Linked DNA regions of Homo sapiens: region 2 is linked to region 1. A link is a contact called in ENCODE Hi-C or POLR2A ChIA-PET data. All regions are on one chromosome and are shown on one strand. Each heading gives the region's core, a stretch centred on a gene start or an enhancer-like site at or near the end of the contact. The rest is flanking DNA. Distances are from core to core; before and after follow the strand shown. Region 1 has its middle 29 kb from the start of LINC02983. Region 2 overlaps RNF216 (ring finger protein 216).

Region 1 (6,128 bases), core at 1,347-3,846:
GCATATGCTTGGGTAGCACTCTCAAGGAGCACTCAGGGCACATACTTGAACATTCTCAGGCCACATACTTGGGGAGCACCCTCAGGGAAGTACTCTAGGGAGTACTCTTGGGGAGCCTATCTGGGGAGTAGCATCAAGGAGCACTCTCGTGGGAGCACTACCTTAGTCTCCTTGCTCGCCACTGGCTTCACTGGCGTCAGAAGCAATTCCACAAGCCCAGCCCCTCCTGTCCTCCCTGATTCCCCACAGGACAGTGCCATCCCCTCGGTGGGAATGGGCTCCTATTATGGGTTTGCATTCCCATGGCGCCAAGTCGGTCCTGAGAAGATCCTCCGGGATTGCTGACCATCCACTTCCCCGCAGGGGGGCTCAAACCCAGGCTGTGAATTCGGGGAAGTGGGAAACAGAACTTTTTGGATGTCCCTAGATGGTGCCTCCCCCCCACCCCCACTACACACACACAAACACACACACACACACACACACACCACTTCCATGGCGCCAGGAGAGAGTTTGGTCCTTCAGCAAGATCACACTCTTCTCCATATGACCCCAGCCAATGAGCGGGCGAGACCTGGCCATCTCTGCCCCATGCGGGACTCTCTCATGGGCCGTGCTGGCTCCAGCATCGCAGTCTAACAGCTCCCTGCCGCATTTCGTTCCCTCTGTGCTCCTTCCCCAGTGTCACTCCTCCTTCAAACCCCAAGAACCCGTTTGCCCTCCGCAGTCCTTCTCAGCATCTGCTTCCTGAACGACCCAACCTCCGTTCTGCACTGGCCCGGTCACCCCACCGAAACTGGCAACTCCTGCTCCCACCTAACGTCATCATGGGACCTAAAAGCAGACCAGTCCCCACTGCTGTCCTCCCCGAGGCTCAGCTCTGCCCAGGAACCCGCTGCCTGCTCCCATCCCTGGTCCTTTAGGCCCATGGCATCTGCTCTCTCGGGACAGTGCTCCCCCTGCACCAGTCAGCCTGCCCTGGGCTCTCAGGAGGCAAAGCCAGCCATCCCTCAGTTTCCACTTCACCCCTTCCCAAGGCAGTGAGCTTGGGGGCAGCTCGAATCAGTGGGAGGACAAACCAAGGGGGATCTCAAACTCATCACGATGTGCTCGCACAGAAACCCCTCATCTCACGCGGTCAATTACAAACCCTGGGAAGTGGGGACAGGCGAGGCCCAAGGGGCCCTGAGAGCAGGGAGGCAGAGCCTGAGGGCAGATTCTCTGAATCCTGAAGAATAAGCAGAAGCAGCAAACTCAGCAAGGTGGGGGGGCTCCAGGCAGAGGGAACAGCTTGTGCAAAGGCCCTGGGGCAGGCCAAGGGCAGAGAACTTAAGGTATGGAAAAAAAAAAAAAAAGGCATGGAAAGGAGGCCAGCATGGCTAGGAGCAGAGAACAGAGAAGGGAGGTTGGGAGGTGAGAAGGGATGGCCCTGGGTGCTGAGACTCAGAACAGAATGGGCCAGTCCCCTTTTTTTGTTTGTTTGAGACAGAGTCTTGTTCTGTCATCCAGGTTGGAGTGCAGTGGTGCAATCTCGGCTCACTGCAACCTCCATCTCCTTGGTTCAAGTGATTCTCCCACCTCAGCCTCCCAAGTAGCTGGGATTACAGGTGCACGCCACCATGCCTAGCTAATTTTTGTGTTTTTAGTAGAGATTGAAATTCACCATGTTGGCCAGGCTGGTCTCAAACTCCTGTCCTCAAGTGATCCACCTGCCTTGGCATCCCAAAGTGCTGGGATTACAGACGTGAGCCACTGCACCTGGCCTAGGGCTGTCCCCTCTAAGAACACACAGACTTGTGGGTGATGGTCAGAGGACAGCTCAGATGAGCTCAGCTCAGGTCAGTTCCACAGGAGTCACTATACTACATTTTACAAAGGGATTGGGGGGACTCTGTGAGCACCACAAAATTCGATCTGTCCCATTCTGTGGCAGCTGTGTGGTGTGGGTGCCACAGAATGGGTGACTACTCTAAGCAAATCAAGGTGCTCTCATTCCCCTGGTCAGAGCAATTGGTTCAGTAGTAGGAATAAACAAGGAATCCCACAGCCCAGCTGGCTGGCAGCTATCCTAAACTGAGTCCTTAGAGATGTAAGCTGCTGGATCAAGCTCGACCTGAAGCCTACCCTACCACTGCACATTTTCCATCACACCAAATTCCCTGCATTGTGAAGCTGTTTCGAGCTAGGTTTTTTATTATTTGCTACCAAACACATCCTGCAACAGGTGGTGGGAGTGAGTTCCTGCAGAAACTCAATGGAGCATTAAGGCCACCTCGGAAGCCATACACAGCAGTCTCCAGAGGGCAGCAAGCTAGAGAATGACTCTGCAGTGTCAGGGAGGGTCAAGCTGTATTTTAAAAAGCAACGGAAGGCTTGGGAAATGCAGCTTTTAGATAGCAAAGGTCTGTGGTGCCCCAAGTGGCCCCCATCAGCCAGGAGTGGGTGTTTTGGAGGGAGGAGGTGGCTGGCCTGGGGAATGGGTCCAGGCCTCCCAGTTCACCAGATCTCCAGGCCACGTTATGGCGGAAGGCCATCCCTATCGCTGTGCCTGGCTGGCCTGGGCCCACAGCCTGCCTCGCCGGGGAAAGGAACCCCTGCCACGACGGAGCAACTATTCAATTCTCTCAGCGAGAGCGCTGCCAGCTTCCTCACTCACACAGCCCAGCTGGAGAACTGCCCACAAGTTAAAAAATATTTCTTTCCAGCAGACATTGCTCCGGCGGATTCAAGCCTTATCTTTCTCTTCCAGAGGAGAATTGTTCATTTCACTTCCTTAAAAAAAAAAAACAACCCCAAAACCTTAAACCACAAACTGAAAAGCAGGTGGGACCGTTTCAGGATTTGGCTGAAGTTTGTCTCAGAGCTGATAAGGGACAGTCAGTTGTTTCTGGGCAACACAGCAGCGAACGGGCAGGGAGACGGGTCCACACTGTCCGTCAATAAAACCACCCCCCAAGGCCTTGCTCTGTATAGAGAGGTTTCTGGCCACCCACAGTGGCTCACGCCTGTAATCCCAGCATTTTGGGAGGCCAAGGCGAGTGGATCGCTTGAGGTCAGGAGTTCGAGACCAACCTGGCCAACATGGTGAAACCCCGTCTCTACTAAAAATACAAAAATTGGCCGGGCGTGGTGGCTGATGCCTGTAATCCCAGCACTTTGGGAGGCTGCGGCGGGCGGATCACGAGATCACGAGTTCGAGACCAGCCTGATCTACATGATGAAACTCCGTCTCTACTAAAAATACAAAAATTAGCCAGGCATTGTGGCGTCCACCTGTAATCCGAGCTACTCAAGAGGCTGAGGCAGGAGTATCGCTTAACTCGGGAGGCAGAGGTTGCAGTGAGCCAAGATTGCGCCACTGCACTCCAGCCTGGGCAACACAGCGAGACTCCGTCCCCCAAAAAAAAAAAAATTAGCTGGGCGTGGTGGCACATGCCTATAGTCCCAGCTACTTTGGAGGCTGAGGCATGAGAATCACTTGAACCCGGAGGCAAACAATGTCTTAACAGAGCAGAAATGTCAACGCTGGCTGCTGGGTTGGCAGGGCATTTTGAAAGCAAGTGTGGGCTGGATGTGGTGGCTGACAGCTGTAATCCCAGCACTTTGGGAAGCCAAGTTGGGAGGATTGGTTGAGCCCAGGAGTTTGAGACCAGCCTGGGCAACATAGTAAGACCCCTCCACCCACAGCCCATCTCTACAAAAAATTAACTGGGCATGGTGGTATGTACCTATAGTCACAGCTACTGAGGAAGCTGAGGGTAGAGGACTGCCTGAGGCCAGGAAGTCGAGGCTGCAGTGAGACATGATCATGCCATTGCACTCCAGTCTGGATGATAGAGCAAGACACTGTCTCAAGAAAGAAAAAAACAGAAAGAGAAGAAAAGAAAACAAACGTGTGACCTACTCCAGAACTCAGGCCGGCGGTAGGATTTTACCAGACACAGGTCTGCAGAGATGGACCACAGGGCCCTGGCCTTGGCTCAGCCCCAGTACAGTAAGTAATCAATAAATAGCACAAGGGGGCCGGGCGTGGTGGTTCATGCCTGCAAGCCCAGCACTTTGGGAGGCCAAGGCGGGTGGATCACCCGAGGTCAGGAGTTTGAGATCAGCCTGACCAACATGGTGAAACTCCATCTCTATTAAAAACACAAAAAATGCTGGCTGGGCACGGTGGCTCACACCTGTAATCCCAGCACACTGGGCGGCCGAGGCAGGTGGAACACGAGGTCAGGAGATCAAGACCATCCTGGCTAACATGGTGAAACCCCGTCTCTACTAAAAATACAAAAAATTAGCCAGGCGTGGTAGCAGGCGCCTGTAGTCCCAGCTACTCAGGAGGCTGAGGCAGGAGAATGGCGTGAACCTGGGAGGCAGAGCTTGCAGTGAGCAGAGATTGTGCCACTGCACTCCAGCCTGGGCAACAGAGTGAGACTCCATCTCAAAAAAAAAAAAAAATACAAAAAATTAGCTGGGCATGGTGGTGTGCACCTGTAATCCCAGCTACTCGGGAGGATGAGGCAGGAGAATCACTTGGGCCCAGGAGGCAGAGGCTGCCGTGAGCTGAGATCACGCTGTCGTACTCCAGCCTGGGCAGCAGAGTGAGACTCTGTCTCTAAATAAATAAATAAATAAATGGCACAAGGGCATAGCAGTCACCTGATGAGTCACGCAGCCTTTTGGCCAGGCACAGTGGCTCGTGCCTGTAATCCCAACACTTTGGGAGGCTGAGGCGGAAGGCTTGCTTGAGGCCAGGAGTTCAAGACCAGCCTAGGCAACATAGTGAGACCCCATCTCTACAAAAAAAATAAGCCAAGTGTTGTGGTGCATGCCTGTAATATCACATACTTGGGAGGCTGAGGCAGGAGAATCACTTGAACCTGGGAGGTGGAGGTTGCAGTGAGCCAAGATCGCACTTCAGCCTGGGCGACAGAGTGAGTGAGACTCGGTCTCCAAAAAAACAAACAAACAAAAAGACAGTGCCTGACACATAGTGAAATAGGGCTACTATTAATTGTTAGACATTGTGAAATTTAATATAATCATGAAACACTCTGCAAATACAAAGGCCAATAGTTGAAGACACAGAGATACCATGAGTCTGTCATTACCACGCCCCTTCCTCCCCCTCCCTCAAATAATGCCTCAATTCATAACTTTGTTATTTTGTTTTTTGAGACAGGTTCTCGCTCTGTCACCCAGGCTGGAGTGCAATGGTGCGATCTCCGCTCACCGCAACCTCTGCCTTCTGGGTTCAAGTGATTCTCATGCCTCAACCTCCCGAGCAGCTGGGGTTACCGGCATGTGCCACGACACCAGCTAATTTTTGTATTTTTAGTAGAGATGGGGTTTCACCATGTTGGCCAGGCTGGTCTTGAACTCCTGACCCCAAGCGATCTGCCCACCTCGGCCTCCCAAAGCCCTGGGATTACAGCCGTGAGCCACCATGCCCAGACTCAGGCCTAATCTGATGGCAGAGGCTTGGGACGTGCACCCGGGCCTCCATCCCAAGCCCGGCCTCGCTATCTGCACATTGCCGCCCCTCTGCAGCCCCGAAACATTTGTTCCACCAGCTGCAAGGGCGTTCTCACCTCCCTTCATCCCTCACCATATTTTTTTGTTTTGTGGAAGCTGCACAGTTCTGAAGTAATCGTGCTACTGGGAAACAGGGCTGAGAGTCTCGTTTGTTCAAAGAAAATCTTTTCCTTCCACGCACAAGTGCTGTGTTTGCACCATAAATTGCCTTCTGCATTAGGTCCCCGCCAGCCTTTCTCCTGGTGTCCTGGTGCCCAACCCTCCCCGAAGGGCTCCAGTCCTGCACTCTCGGGGTGGCAGGTGGCTGCAAACACAGCCGGACCTGAGCCCAGCTCAGCAGCTCAGGGATAGGTCAGGGAATAACAAGGGCAGGAGTTCACATTTATTGAGCACCTACTATGTGCTGGGCACTGCACTGGGCACTTCCTTAATCGGCTGCATTTTCTTCCTTCCAGCCAGGCACGGTGGCTTCTACCTGTAATCCCAGCGCTTTGGCAGGCTGAGGCCAGAGGATCGCTTGAGCCCAGGAGTTCCAGACCAGCCTGGGCAACATACTCGGTTGATACAAAAGTAATTGTGATTTTTGCCATTAAAAG
Region 2 (6,285 bases), core at 2,200-4,699, 250 kb after region 1:
AGAGCTGTCATTTCTTATAGAATGTATCAGTTAGCAAAAAAATCAGGTTGAAAAATCTACCCCTTTACATGGCAGAACACTGGGGAGCTGGTAGAAATGAGTTGAGTGGTGAGTGATGAGTCATCTTCTGTTCCCTGATGGGATTTTCCACCTGCCCACTTTAGGGGAACTCCATGCTCTTGTGGCAGCAGGTTCACAAAACTGGAGGCAGTTCCCCCTTTCTAGGATCTCCGTTCATCTCCTGAGGCCGCACATCTGCACACACCATCCTCACTGGGCAGCTATTACTTCGTGACACAAAGTGCCAGGCACTGCACTTGACACTTTACCCACGCTGTTTCCATTGGTTTTGCACAAAAGCTCTACGAGGTAGGTGCAACCGTTCTTATTGTACACGGAAAGGAAATGTGGCTTAGGGAGATCAAGTATTCACCCTATGTCACAAAGCTAGTGAGTGGAGGAGCTAGAATTAAAGCATAAGTGGGTTTAATATCAAAATCCCTTGTCTTAACCACTGAGCTATACCGTTTCCCTCACTGTGATGCAGCAACAGCCACGCATTTCACTGCCATTCATGGCCTCACAGCACCCAGTGCTGTGCAGAGCTGCACATCAATCAACACTTCTCACGTAAGGGCTTCAAAAGAACTGTTGAAACAGACAACTTACTATGAAAGCCCAGCAAAAGACGTGTCCCAAACAATGCCTCTTCATGTGAATGGAACAGGAGGTTCGTGACTGGTCTCCTGAGAAGGTGGAAACACTAACCCAGGAAGGCAGCTCAGGACCAGAAGGGAGCACCAGGATGTTGTCTGGGACAAGGAAGAGCCAGGCCCATTTCCTAGGGATCAGGGAGGTCGGCGACATCTGAGGCCCCAGGTCGCTGCCGGGTTCTCGGAGCCCACGCTGACTCTAGACTTCCTTGGCTCTGAAATGCAGGTGGGTGTGGGCTCTGCCACCTGCCGGGGGGTCAGCAGTTGCCTCTGCGAGTTTCGAGGGGAGAAACCTGAGGGGCTGCAGCAGCCCTGCAGAGGGAGTGGGAGTGGCAGCATAGTCCATGTTCACTCACAGCTCCCAGCCTCCTCCAAGGCGGGCCAAGGGGAGAGGCAGGTGCTTCTACCATTAGCATCTGACATGAGGGATAAAGTAGCTGAAATACAGGGGTAAAAAACTATTTCCACAGGGCCAAGCAGAAACAAAAATAAAATTTTTATTCATATTGGCGTTTTGTTATAATGCGTATGTATTTTTACCTTTCCCTATTTCGGGTTGTCAGCTCTCTCCCTTCTGAATAATCACTGAAACAGCAAGCATGGTATTTGACTCTTAATGGGAAGGCAGGGTGGGAAGGGAGGCAAGCAACATTTGCCTTTTATTATTTTTCTTCTTCTTTAAAAGAATCTAACAAACACATCTACTCTATGCTGTATTTACTGTGCTTCAATAGCAGGTAAGGGAAGAGGATGTGCTTGCGTGTGTAATTAACCAAAACCTTCCCAGGATCAAGAAGTCTGTGATGAATAGATTCACTATGCTTTTAAATTTTAAAAAGTGAAATTTTAAAAAGTGAAAACTGACAGAAGTACTCAGACACAAGTAGAGTTAAAAATCCTGAAGCCTCCTTGCTATGACGCCAGCCCTGCTCAGTACGTGACGGAAGGGAGGCTCACAGGGATGGTGTCTGCGACCCACTCAGCTCTGCCATTTACCATCACCTGACTTTAAGCCAGTGTCTATTTTGTAGGGCTGCTGTGGGGACCAATATGAGCTGAGAGCTCTGCCAGGCACCCTACATGATATACCTGTAAGGGAGCGTCCTTCTGCGGCCTGAACCTGAAGCTCTTCAGAGGGACCCATGCTGGGCTCTGAAGAAAGTGACTCACCTTGGAGGAGCAAGGGCAGGTCACATTCCATGATGAGAAATTCTCACACCACCCTCCTTCATATTTGACTCACATCATGCAGCATGGACTTCCACTCCAGTAAATGAGTCCTCATTTGTGGGCTTAAAAATCTTTTTGTTACCCAGCTATTTGGTTCTTGTCAACGCTACTTCCTGAATAAAGGTCTTCCCTGATAGTAGGAACAAGTGGCCCAAGCTTCATTCATCTCTAGATAAATGTGAAGGCCGTGCTCAGCACAGGAGTCAGCTGACTGGCTGGGCCCCAAATTAGAGTGCTGTTAATAAGTGCCAACCACCCGCCATCACAGCTGGAGCTGCCCTGGCATTGATAGCTGGTCCACACTCATTTACATTCTCTTCACGCAGCCATGCAGCTACTGTAGGAGGCTGCAGATGCCTGTTTTTTAACCAACAAACTGGTTCACTGCAGATGTGAATTTTGGTTGTACTTCACGGCTGTAAAGTTAAAAACAGCAAATGCTACAAAGAATAGGATGGGAACCTAGAAAGGGCAGAAAAACAAGCAGGGAAGAAAGCTGGCAGGTGAGAAAAGATAAATAAATACAAGTGACATTGGGAAAAGATGGGTGGTTACACAACCACACACACATTTGCAGTTTCCACGAAAAGACTACACCAGATGTTCTTCAGTTACTCTGATTAAACTCTCACCACCTGATGGTCTCTCGTCGTTAGCGCTTGCTTCATGAGTGTGCCTAAACCTCCACCTTGTGGCCCTAAGTTTCTGGAAAACTTGACTTACACAGCTCTGAGTTTATAAAGCAAAGTTATGGCTGTGGCAAGGCAGAAAAGACTCAACAGTGAAACTTCTGACCCTAAGAATACATATTCCAGAAGCATCACCTTCAAATCTCCTTTTATGTAACACTCTTCAGTCTCACACCAAACACACCCAATTCATTCCTAAAAGCAGCACACTGAAAACAAACTAATGAATTCTTTATCTGAGAACACACAAGGGAGCTGAGAGCCTTGACAAAAGCATTCCATCATATCAATGAAACAAAGACTCTCTCCATTTCATCAAAGATACAGTGTCTTATTCTTCAGGGATTCCAGAGGACTGATTCCAGCCATTCAAGTCCTCCTCCAGAGGCCGTCTTATATTAATACGTTTATATTAATGCCGTATTAATATAAACGCCTCATTTCAGAGCGACAAGTTCCTGAAAAGCCAACTGGAATTTATATTACTGGCAAAGACACTGCAATGAGAAAGCAGGTGCCCTTAGTCTCACACGGGTCAAAATTAGCTTGTGGCTCATGTCTTAAATATCAGGAATCCTCAAGGATTAGCGACTGCTTTAGCCATCTTGCTACAAAGAATGGCATAAGGAGAATTTGCACAACTGAGAAAGGTAAAAGCGTATGCGCTAATAACATGGACTTCTTAGATAAAGTCTAAATGCACGTAGCGATTTGCTTTGGTACTGAGCCCAAAAGAACTGTGTCAATTCTGCTTACAAAACAGTGTTTTGCTGACACATACTTTTCAAACACCCAAGAGGAAGAAAACCCTTTCCTCATGGAGCATCTGTGCCACCTAGTGGCAACTCGTTCCACAGCCCACAAATAAGGACAGAAGATTAGGCATAAACTCTCCTTTCTCATCCAAAGGACAAGGTGGGGACTTCTCTCATTCCTCTGGTGGTCACTGAGCCAGCTCCACCAGGCCGTCACTGCCTCAGGTCCCCATATAACATTTTTCACTTTATTTTCCATGATGGGCCAAACACCTACAATCCTTACCCTAACATTAGAAACTAAAATGTGAATGCTGTTATCCATAGGTGAAAGTCAAGTTCTGAAACATACTGTAATCCATCATGTAATCATAACACACATTCTCTCCACTGCAAAACGTTGCTGAGGGGCATAAAAAGATGTGAATAAATGAAAAAACATACTTTAAACTTAGCATGGCCCAGCATTTCTAAGCTAATAATAATCTCCCTGATGGGCACCTTACCCCTCTCCTCCTCTTTCCTCCTTTTGCTGCTCATTTCAGACTCCAAAATCTTTTTCCAGCCTAGATCTCTCCCTGTGTTACTGACCCGGATCACTGATCTAGGGTCACTGATTTATGGAGCACCTACTATGTGCCAGGCATTGTAAAAACACGTACACACTGGATGTCTCCCCTAAAAACTCAACATGTCCAAAACAAAAGTAATCTCTCCTGAATCTTTTGGATTCCATTTCCAGTTTTGTAAACAGCATCATCAACTACATAGTGGTCCAAACCAGACACGCCTGTGAGACCTCTGGCTTTCTCCCCACCTTCACATGCAACATATCACCTTCTAATCCTCTACCTCTCAAATCTGCTCCTGTTCTCCAACTCCAAGGGCAGTTATGGTCCTTATGATCCTTATCAGTCAGGATGTGCTAGGTTATGCTGCTGGAACAAACTCAAACCTCAGTAGTTCAAAACAGACTTTGTTCTCACTCATGCTGCACATCCCTCTTGGCAGAGGGAAAAAATGAACCATATGCCCTTTAAAAAAAACTGCGGTAGGCTGGGCACGGTGGCTCACCCTGTAATCCCAGCACTTTGGGAGGCCAAGGCAGGCAGATCACCTGAGGTCAGGAGTTCGAGACCAGACGGACCAACATGGAGAAACCCCGCCTCTACAAAAATACAACATTAGCCGGGCGTGGTGGCACATGCAGGTAATCACAGCTACTCGGGAGGCTGGGGCAGGAGAATTGCTTGAACCTGGGAGGCGGAGGTTATGGTGAGCCAAGATCATACCATTGCACTCCAGCCTGGGCAAGAAGAGCGAAACTCCATCTCAACAAAAACTAAAACAAAACAAAACAAAACAAAACAAAACAAAACAAAACAAAACAAAACACCACTCTGGGAGGCCGAAGCAGGTGGAGGATTACGAGGTCAGGAGATCAAGATCATCCTGGCTAACATGGTGAAACCCCGTCTCTACTAAAAATGCAAAAAATTAGCCGGGCATGGTGGCATGTGCCTGTAGTCCCAGCTATTCAGGAGGCTGAGGCAGGAGAATCGCTTGCACCCGGAAGGTGGAGGTTGCAGTGAGCTGAGATTGCACCACTGCACTCCAGCCTGAGCAACACAGCGACACTCCATCTCAAAAAAAAAAAAAAAAAAAATTGTGGTGAAAACACACAATACAAAAACTACCCAATTAACACATTTTTAAGTGTACAGGGTCTGTTAGCAAAATGTTGTACAGCTGATCTCTAAACAACTTAATCTGGCATGACTGAAACTTCCCACTGCACAGTGACTCCCCACTTTGCCTTCTCCCAGCCTCTGGCACCCAGGGTTCTACTTTGTGTTTCTATGAGTCTGACTACTTTAGATCCTGCATTTAAGTGGAATCGTGCAGTATCTGTCCTTCTATGACTGGCTAATTGCACTGAACACAATGTCCCTCAAGGTGGTTTATCTGTGTTGTTAGTATGTGCCAGGAGTTCCTTCTTTTCAAAGGCTGCATAATATACCAAATTTTAACCATTCATCTGTTGACGAACATGTCAGTAAGTGGTTTCCATCTTGTGGCTACTGTGAATAATGCTGCAATGAACACAGGAACATGCTGAGATCCTTTCCCAAAGGATTTCAATTCCTTTCCACCGGCTGCCTTTTCACTCTGTTGATGGTTTCCTTTGCTGAAAGCATCTTAGTAGTCACTTGCCTGTTTTTTGCTTTTGTCACCTTGTTTTTGGTATTATACCCAGGAAATCATTGCCAAGACTGATGTCATGAAGCTTTCCACCTACGTTTTCTTCTAGTTTTTATAGTTTCAGGTCTTACACTTAAGTCTTTAATCCATTTAAAGAGTTGATTTTTGTGTTATGATATGAGATATGGTATCAGCGTCTAAGTTCATTCTTTTGCATGTGGATATTCAGTTTACAGAGCACCATTAATCAGAGACTACCTTTTCCCCCGGTGGGTGTTCTTTGCACCCTTGTTGAAGATCAGCTGATCATAAATGTGTGGATTTATTTCTGAGCACTGTATTATGTTCCATTGGTCTACATGTCTGCCTGTTTAAATTACTGTAGCTTTGTAATAAGTTTTGAAGTCAGGAAGTGTGAGGCTTCCAGCTTTGTTCTTCTTTCTTAAGACTGTCTAGGATATTTGGGATCCTTTGTGGTTCCATATGCATTTTAGGGATGTCTTTCCATTTATTTATGTCTTCTTTAATTATTTCAGCAGTTTTTTATAGTTTTCAGTGTATAAGTCTTTACCCACTCCTTGGTTAAGTTGTTCCTAAGTATTCCAACTTTTTTGATGTATTATAAATTAGATTTTCTTAATTTCTCTTTTTGGAGTGTTTGTTAGTGTACAGGAACGCAACTGATTTTTATGTGCT

The links. A loop is a pair of places that touch in the nucleus more often than their neighbours do. ChIA-PET counts read pairs that join two places held with the same protein, here RNA polymerase II (POLR2A). Pooled maps may share reads with other maps.
Region 2: a loop to region 1 is called in a pooled map, with 2.2 times the contacts of the local background. The contact joins two enhancer-like sites. A Hi-C loop is called at or near these places in 1 of 50 pooled maps. POLR2A ChIA-PET finds 5 or more read pairs at or near these places in 4 of 52 experiments (A673, AG04450, Panc1 and 1 more).

What each region holds. Positions count from the first base shown.
Region 1 is chr7:5,455,300-5,461,427 of GRCh38, forward strand. It overlaps a transcript of FBXL18 not described here. Among named protein-coding and RNA genes, the nearest start is that of LINC02983, 29 kb to the left of the region's middle. RefSeq lists an enhancer at 406-906. Within about 2 kb of position 2,597, at least 9 of the 41 ENCODE cell types and tissues checked have a DNase peak (open chromatin) inside an H3K27ac peak, as active enhancers do.
Region 2 is chr7:5,701,187-5,707,471 of GRCh38, forward strand. All of the region lies in intron 13 of RNF216 (ring finger protein 216), which reads right to left. Among named protein-coding and RNA genes, the nearest start is that of MIR6874, 7.6 kb to the right of the region's middle. RefSeq lists enhancers at 21-300, 764-1,963. Within about 2 kb of position 3,450, at least 11 of the 41 ENCODE cell types and tissues checked have a DNase peak (open chromatin) inside an H3K27ac peak, as active enhancers do.